2 separate regions of the Homo sapiens genome follow, and region 1 is linked to region 2. Evidence: chromatin contacts called from ENCODE Hi-C or POLR2A ChIA-PET data. All regions are on one chromosome and are shown on one strand. Each heading gives the region's core, a stretch centred on a gene start or an enhancer-like site at or near the end of the contact. The rest is flanking DNA. Distances are from core to core; before and after follow the strand shown.

Evidence for each region. Hi-C counts contacts between places; a loop is a spot of excess contacts on that map. ChIA-PET counts read pairs that join two places held with the same protein, here RNA polymerase II (POLR2A). Pooled maps may share reads with other maps.
Region 1: a loop to region 2 is called in a pooled map, with 2.9 times the contacts of the local background. The contact joins two enhancer-like sites. A Hi-C loop is called at or near these places in 3 of 168 maps with a recorded cell type or tissue (B cell, PC-9 and ascending aorta) and 15 of 50 pooled maps. POLR2A ChIA-PET finds 5 or more read pairs at or near these places in 6 of 52 experiments (GM12878, H1, HepG2 and 3 more).

The regions. Positions count from the first base shown.
Region 1 is chr5:172,715,701-172,719,491 of GRCh38, forward strand. No RefSeq gene overlaps it. Among named protein-coding and RNA genes, the nearest start is that of DUSP1, 54 kb to the right of the region's middle. Within about 2 kb of position 1,256, at least 20 of the 41 ENCODE cell types and tissues checked have a DNase peak (open chromatin) inside an H3K27ac peak, as active enhancers do; they include ascending aorta, where a contact is called at or near this core.
Region 2 is chr5:172,794,260-172,798,005 of GRCh38, forward strand. No RefSeq gene overlaps it. Among named protein-coding and RNA genes, the nearest start is that of DUSP1, 25 kb to the left of the region's middle. Within about 2 kb of position 1,337, at least 25 of the 41 ENCODE cell types and tissues checked have a DNase peak (open chromatin) inside an H3K27ac peak, as active enhancers do; they include ascending aorta, where a contact is called at or near this core.

The DNA of each region.
Region 1 (3,791 bases), core at 6-2,505, 79 kb before region 2:
GCGTTGAGGCATGGCCGGTATGTGTCTGTGGGGTCCTTCAAAATCTTATTTATCAAGCAGTTAGAGTGGGCTCAGGACTTTGTGTATGTGTTTGCTCTCTCAGGTGAGCCTGAAAAGATCAGGACTGCGACTCCCATTTTACAGAGGGATAACCTGAGGCTCAGTGAGGTGAAGGCAGTTCAAGATCCTTGACAGAGGCTCTGGATCACTGCGCTAGAAAGTGGTGGGGTGGGGAAAGACCGCTGGGCTTTCTGACTTCAGCAACACGTTCTCCAGTAACCAGACTTCCGAACAGTGGCAGACAGGGCCCTCTGCCTGGCAAGCACACACCACAGGACCTGTCCCACAGAGGGCCTCCCAGCCCGCTCTGCCAACCTCACCCACAGGCCCCCAAACTTGAGAGGGTTGACATAGGCCATGGAGACCTGTGCGAATGTCTGCCTTCCCTACTCCAGTCGACCCCCTGCATCACCCAGAGCACCAGGCCAGGGCCTGGAGTCACGCTCTCCTCTGCCCAGCACTGCCAGGAAGGCAGAAGGTGAGACACAGGAGAGAATGCATGGCGAGAGTGGGCATTTATTTGGCACGTCCTAGGTGGGCTGGGCTGCTCGATGAGATTTTAGGTATATTATCACCATCAGGAAGATTCTAGAGGTAATGAAACTGACATCCAAGAGGGGAGGTGACCTCTCCAGGGTCTCCACCCTGTGCGCCTCAGTTCCCCCAACTGTGACATTGGATGAAGGAGCTCATGCTCAGGGAGGCTGGGAGGGGTCCTGAGGAGGGCTCAGAGCAAGGCCTTGGGACAGCATAGTCCCTGCAAGGGAGTGACCGCTAGGGGCCTTCCTGGGAGCCTGCTGTGCCCTCAGCCCCAGCCCTGCCCACCCTCCCTTTCCCTCTCTGCCTTTCTCCAGAGCACGGCTCAGCCCTTTGGGGCTCTGCACTTTGGGGCCAGAGAGACCTGAGTTAGAATCCAGACCTGCCACTCACTGGTTATGCGACCTGGGCTGAGCGGTTCTTTTTCTCTGAGTCTCAGTTTCCTCATCTGTCTGCGTAAATAAATGAGGGTAATAACCAGCCGCATTTCAAGGGGTCTGGAGGTTAGGACATCATATCTTTCAAGTACCTGGTACGCTGTCTGACGCAGAGTAACCATTTAATAAAGCGGAGCTGTTGTTGCTGTCGCTGTCATTGTTGGCGTTTATTTATGAATGTCGAGGCGGCAGGTGGGCCTTGGTGGGACTGTACGGACATTTCCCGGATGCCCGGAAGGTGGCGCTAGAGACCCCCTTGTCGGCTCCCAAGAGAGCGCTAAGCATGGTCTTCACATCATCGGGAAGAAGCCAAACTTAGACGCCCGGATGGTTTCCAGCTCTGTTAATTCCCTGGGCAGATGCTTCCTGAACACCCCAACAATGTTCTCAGGTCCACCACTGGGGCTGCGGACCTGGGGCTCCTCCCCACCAGCCACCCCGCCCTCCCCAACAGGCCTCCACTGCCTTTCTCTCCCTCCCTTTGTCTCTCCTGCCTCCTCCCTCCCTTCGTTTCTTCCTTCCTTCCTTCTTACAAATAGGCACTGTGCACCTACTGTGTGCTGGGCTCTGTACGATGAACTGGAGATGCCCAGGGAAGAAGACCTTTGAAAGGCTGTGCCCTCTGGAACCTCCAAACTACGTGAGGACACAGAAATAAACAAGAGAAAGAAGAAAAAAAAAGATGCTTTCAGATCCTGGCAAGCATCGGGAGAAAATACAACAGGGTGGTGGGATAGAGGGACGGAGGAGCTGGGGTGAGGAGAAGGCGGGAGGTGGTCAGAGGGAAGGGCCGGTGTGGAGGGGGCCGCCGGAGCAAGGACCCTCGGACACGCAGCCCAGCATATCAGGGAGAAGAGACAAGAGGAAGCAGTCGGGTGGGGGCAGATGTGGCCAGAATCAGAAGCGGGTCTGCGAGGTACAGACTAAAGGGCCGGTCAACTGCTGCAGCAACCACAGCCACCACTAATGCTTACTGAGCACTTACTAGGTGCCAGGCACTGGCATTGTCCCATTTTATAGGTGGGGAAACTGCAGAAGGGACCGCAGCCAACAGTGTTTTCAGGGGCCCTGGGAGTTCCCAGGGCCACTGGTGGAAGAAGGAAGAGAGAATGCTCAGTGAGAGTGGGCATGCATTTGGCACGTCCTCGGTGGGCTGGGCTGCTTTATGCTATTTTAGGTACATTGTCACCATCAGGAGGATTCTAGAGGTCATGCAACTGGCATCCAAGAGGGGAGGTGACCTGCCCAAGGTCACAGTCGGGGATTGGCAACCCTGAGACCTGAACCCAGGTCTTCCCCATTTGGGCAGGTGGCCCCCTGTGCCCAGAAGCCTCAGAGCCCTCTGGAACGCCATTTTCCTTGGGCCCCACAAATAATCTGGCTTCAGTTTGCCCCTGAGCCCACCTGTCAGCAAATCCACTCCACATCCCTCGGGGATCCTGCTCTATTCCACCTCCAGCACTCCCACGAATCCCCATCTCTCCCTGGATGGCTGGATCCTGTTTCCTCCTTTCATGACACTCTGACCATCTAAAGTTATCAGACCTACTTGTGTACATTCATCTCCCCCACCAGACTATACCCTGACCCCAGTGGGTCTCCCCAGCCTCCTGCCTCAACCCCCCTAACCTTTCACCCTACCCTTCACCACACAGATGTGCTTACACCATTCTGAACAAGCACACCACTCATGAGAGCAGGCACAGACCCATCTTCATCCCCCTCTCCTCACAGCTGAGCACAGTGTGTGCATGGAGAAGGGGCTCAGTGAAGATAGGTGGATGGATGGATGGATGGAAAGACAGATAGATGAATGGATGGGTGGATGGATAGAAGTCGAATGGATGGATGATGATGGTGGACAAATGGATGAATGACGAATGGGTGGAAGGAAGATTAGTGGATGGATGGATGGATGGATGGATGGGATGGATGGATGGATGGACAGGATGGATGTATGAATAGATGGATGGATGCATGGATGTATGGATGGATGGATGGATGGGTAGATGGATGGATGGATGGATGGATGGATTGGATGGATGGATGAACAGATGGATGGATGCATGGATGTATGTATGTATGGATGGATGGATGGATGTATGGATGGATTGGATGGATGGATAGGATGGATGAATGGATGAATAGATGGATGGATGCATGGATGGATGAATGGATGGATGGACACGAGGGATGGATGGATGGACAGGATGGATGGATGGATGGATTGGATGGATGGATGGATAGGATGGATGGATTGGATAGGATGGATGGATGGATAGATGAATAGATGCATGGATGCATGGGTGGGTGGATGGACAGGATGGATGCATGGATGGATGGTTGGACAGGGTGGATGGATGGATGGATGGATGGATGGATGGATGGATGGATGGATGTTTGAAAGACTACTTGACCTAAGCCTGTGTTTGCTTTTTGACCCACAGGAAGGAGGTCAGAATAAAAGATGGCAGCAGTGACCCAGGTAAATAAGTCCTCCAGTGTGGGGCTATGGTGGGGAAAAGGGGTTAGGTGCCAGTGCTGGGGATGGGCCATCAGCAAATTCTGGCAACATCTAATGTGCACAGAGCAATGATGAGTAAACCCCAAGACGTGACCTGGAGCATCTCTTGTAAAGAACAGGGAGAGGGTGTAGTCCCTGAAGCTGGGACCAGGGCAGCAAAGCACGTCAAGGCTCTGACTCAGCCAGGAGCCATGGGAGTTTGAGAAACTGGGCGCAAACACCCACCTCATGCA
Region 2 (3,746 bases), core at 87-2,586:
GAGAAAGATGGTGACTCATTCCCTGACGGAGGGACCAGGCCAGCTAGAGCAGAGGGGCCTTGGGAAGACCTGGGCTTTTGTTCCTTTTGGGACCAAAATGAATCACTGATCTCATTAAGTCACACCGGCCAGTCCCGAACTTTCCCGGGTAGAACCACTGCAAGCATCAAATCTTAGGTGAGGCCCCATCAATGGTCATGAACAGGAGCAAAAAGGTTGAGCTTCTCCTCATTCAAAAGGCCAGAAAAGACCTTGTTCTCCTTGGAGCAAAGTGGTAACTGGACCCAGAAGAGGAAGGTCAGGCACGATGCCTCGAACAAGGCCGGTCAGCAAGGTGGTAGCCCCCTACCTAGGCACACTAGTGCTTTGGGACGCCATACAACACACCCACTCATTTGCCCATGGATTCAGACAGGGAGTCAGCAAGCATTGACAGGACATCCAGCTGGTGCCAGGTGTTCTACATGCCATCTCTTCTCCAGACCCTGCATAAGAGGAAGAGGAGCCTCATTCCACAGACAAGAAAACAAAGGTGGCTGGGCGCAGTGACTCACCCCTGTAATCCCAGCACTTTGGAAGGCCAAGGTGGGCTTATCACCTGAGGTCAGGAGTTCGAGACCAGCCTGGCCAACATGGTGAAACCCTGTCTCTACTAAAAATACAAAATTAGCAGGGCATGGTGGTAGGCACCTGTAATCCCAGCTACTTGGGAGGCCAAGGCAGGAGAATCGCTTGAACCCAAGAGGTGGAGGTTGCAGTGAGCTGAGACTGCACCATTGCACTCCAGCCTGGGCAAAAAGAGCAAAACTACCCCCTCAAAAAAAAAAAAAAAAAAAAAGAAAGAAAGAAAAGGAAAGAAAAAAGAAAAGAAGAAAAGAAAAAAAAGAAAAGAAAAGAAAACCAAAGCACTGGCCTGGCTCACACAGCCAGGAATCCATCCCAGAGCTGGCTGACCCCGAACCTTTCTTCTTTTGATGTTTTCTCTACAGAGACCTACTCTTCATCAGCAGGCACTGAAGGCACATTTCACACATCATCATCTGTGTTTGTCTAGGAGAGCCTAGAAAGTCAGAGATTTTTCTCGACAAAGCAGCCTGGGTTATTTCAGAGGAGGAACCTGCTGCATGGAGAAGCAGAAACTTGGGCCCATCCTCCAAGGCTTCAGCATTCCAGAGGCCAGATGTGTGAGCCTGACGTCACCCACCAAGTCGTGGCCCCATTCCAGGCTGCGCTCCGATGGATTGCGACCCCTGTTCCTCCATGCTGTCTCCTCCTCCCTTTCCTTGGCGTGAAGGAGACTGAGTGGTGCTGGCAGCCACTCCCCAGCATCTGGCGGAACATTCTGCCCCATAGTTGAGCTCTTTTCACTCCCTAGCTTCCCCTAGGGATGGCTGGTGACTCATATTTCCATTTTCAATGTGGGGCCAGGAGCCTGATCTTTCCATGACCACCAGGACTGGCTATATAGCGTCGGAATCAAGGACATGAGCTATGACATCAGATAGGCCTGAGTTCAAATCCTTCTCGACTGCTTGTTGGCTGTGTGATTTCGGTCAACTAACTCACCCTCTCTGAGCCTCTCTTTCCCCATTTGGAAATGCAGGCCACAATGATCCACTCTGATGTCTTCCTTCTTGCAAAAGTCCCTTCCCTTTTGCCTGAAGCTCTGAAAAATGAACCGTTCCCTCTATCAGCTTTCTCTTTTAAATATTTACCTTTCACAAGCCGAGGAAAGAGGAAGCTGATATTAGATTTTTTGAAATAGAATAGTAATATTTATATGCCATTTACTGTGTGTAAAGGATCTATTATCAGGTGTTATTATTCACCCCATTTTATAGGTGAGGAAACTGAGGCCCAGAGAAGTAAAGTAACTTGCCCGAACCAGTAAGTGGCATGGCTGAAATTCACACCTAGGCTGTCTGTCTTCAGAGCGCATGCTCTTAATCCCGATATAGAGAAATGCAAACGAGATGAAATGGGGAAGGCCTTGGCACAGTGCTGGGCCCACAGTGAACTCCAAGTAAGTGTTTGCTGCTAGTACTATTACTACTATTACTTCATCAGCATGTCAGAGTCTCATCCTTGCACGCGAGAAGAAGCAGGGCAGGGATCCCTGCCCTTCTGGCCAAATCCAGCAGTCAAGATGCTCTTGAGTTAAAAAGGGCCAATCGCTCACCCCAAATGTGGGGGTCCCTTGCATGCCAATGGAATGTTCTTGTCACGTGGCCTGCCAAGGGGGGATGCTCTCCCTTGTCCTTAGGGTGGAAACAGGAGAGGCCCCATAGATGTCAGCAGATTGTCAGGTGACCGTCCAGCCCAGGCAGCTTGGCTCCAAGAGGCCAGGTTTAACCACTGGGCTCTCTGCTTCCCCGAGAGACCACTCCTATCAAAAGGTGAAGCTTGTGATTTGGGCCCTAAAACCAAAAAGCCAATGAGATGCTGGTAACAGAAGCCCTACCAGAGACAAAGTATCCCTTCGTGGTTACATGTGAAAGGCTGGGCACAGGAGTATCAGGAAAACACAAACACAAAGAAAGCAGGGCTAGCAATATGGATGGCAGACAAGACAGAATTTGAGGAGAAAAGCATGAAATTGAAGGATAAGGGGACCTCTTTGTCTCCATGTGCCACCTCCAACTGGCCTCTCATTTTTATTATCCTTCCTAGACCTCTTCCACCTCATCCAGTTCTTCTGTGGCCCCTTGGTGGCCAAGGCCCGCCCTCTTCATGCCCCACGAGAGATGAGCCAGCCTCCAGGTCTCCCACTGCTGCTTGGTTTCCTTTCTCAGGGGCCTTTGGGAGGTTGAGTTTTTTGTTTTTTTTTTTTTTTTTTGAGACGGAGTCTTGCTCTGTCACCCAGGCTGGAGTACAGTGGTGCCATCTTGGCTCACCGCAACCTCCACCTCCCGGGTTCAAGCAATTCTCCCGCCTCAGCCTCCCGAGTAGCTGGACTACAGGCGTGCACCACCATGCCTGGCTAATTTTTGTATTTTTAGTAGAGATGGGGTTTCACCATGTTGGCCAGGCTGGACTCGAACTCCTGACCTTGTGATCCGCCCACCTCAGCTTCCCAAAGTGCTGGGATTACAGGCGTGAGCCACCGTGCCCAGACGAGGTTGAGATCTTTACTGCTTGGTCTTCTTTGACCAGACATGGCTATTATCCCCTCTCTCCCCCAGTTTCCAAGGTTCCAACTCTGCCTGTTTTCAGGGCACTAGGGAGCTTGCCTCCCAGAAGGAGTGAGAGCGAGGGTGGACACCCAAAGGCCCTCTGCCTGGCTGGTTGCTCACACAGCTGTCTTTGAGTGAAGCGTCTGGCCCACAGTAGACATCCATAAATGTGTGTTGCCTAAACTCAACTGAACCCTTAGTCTATAAATTCTGTTACTTTAACTTGAAAAAAGTGATGAGGAGGTCTTATCTGACAGTATTCATCCTGAGCTATAGAGATCATTCTAGAAAATTTCCTACCGAATGTTTTCAGCTAGAAAATAAGCTCACTGGAAGCCCCCAAGCCCATGCCTGTCCCTTACTTCCTTCATTCAATGAGCATTGATCAAGATTGCTACCCAGCACTTGATGTTGTAAGAAATGCAAAACTGTGTAAGGCTTCAAGCTGCTAACACTATAGAAAGGACAGGAAGTCCTCCAGCCATGGGTCGATGTCTATGGAACATCAGCTATTTGCTCCCAGATATTGATTACTTACAGTGCAACAGGAAACAGAACACTTCGTGGAGCTCA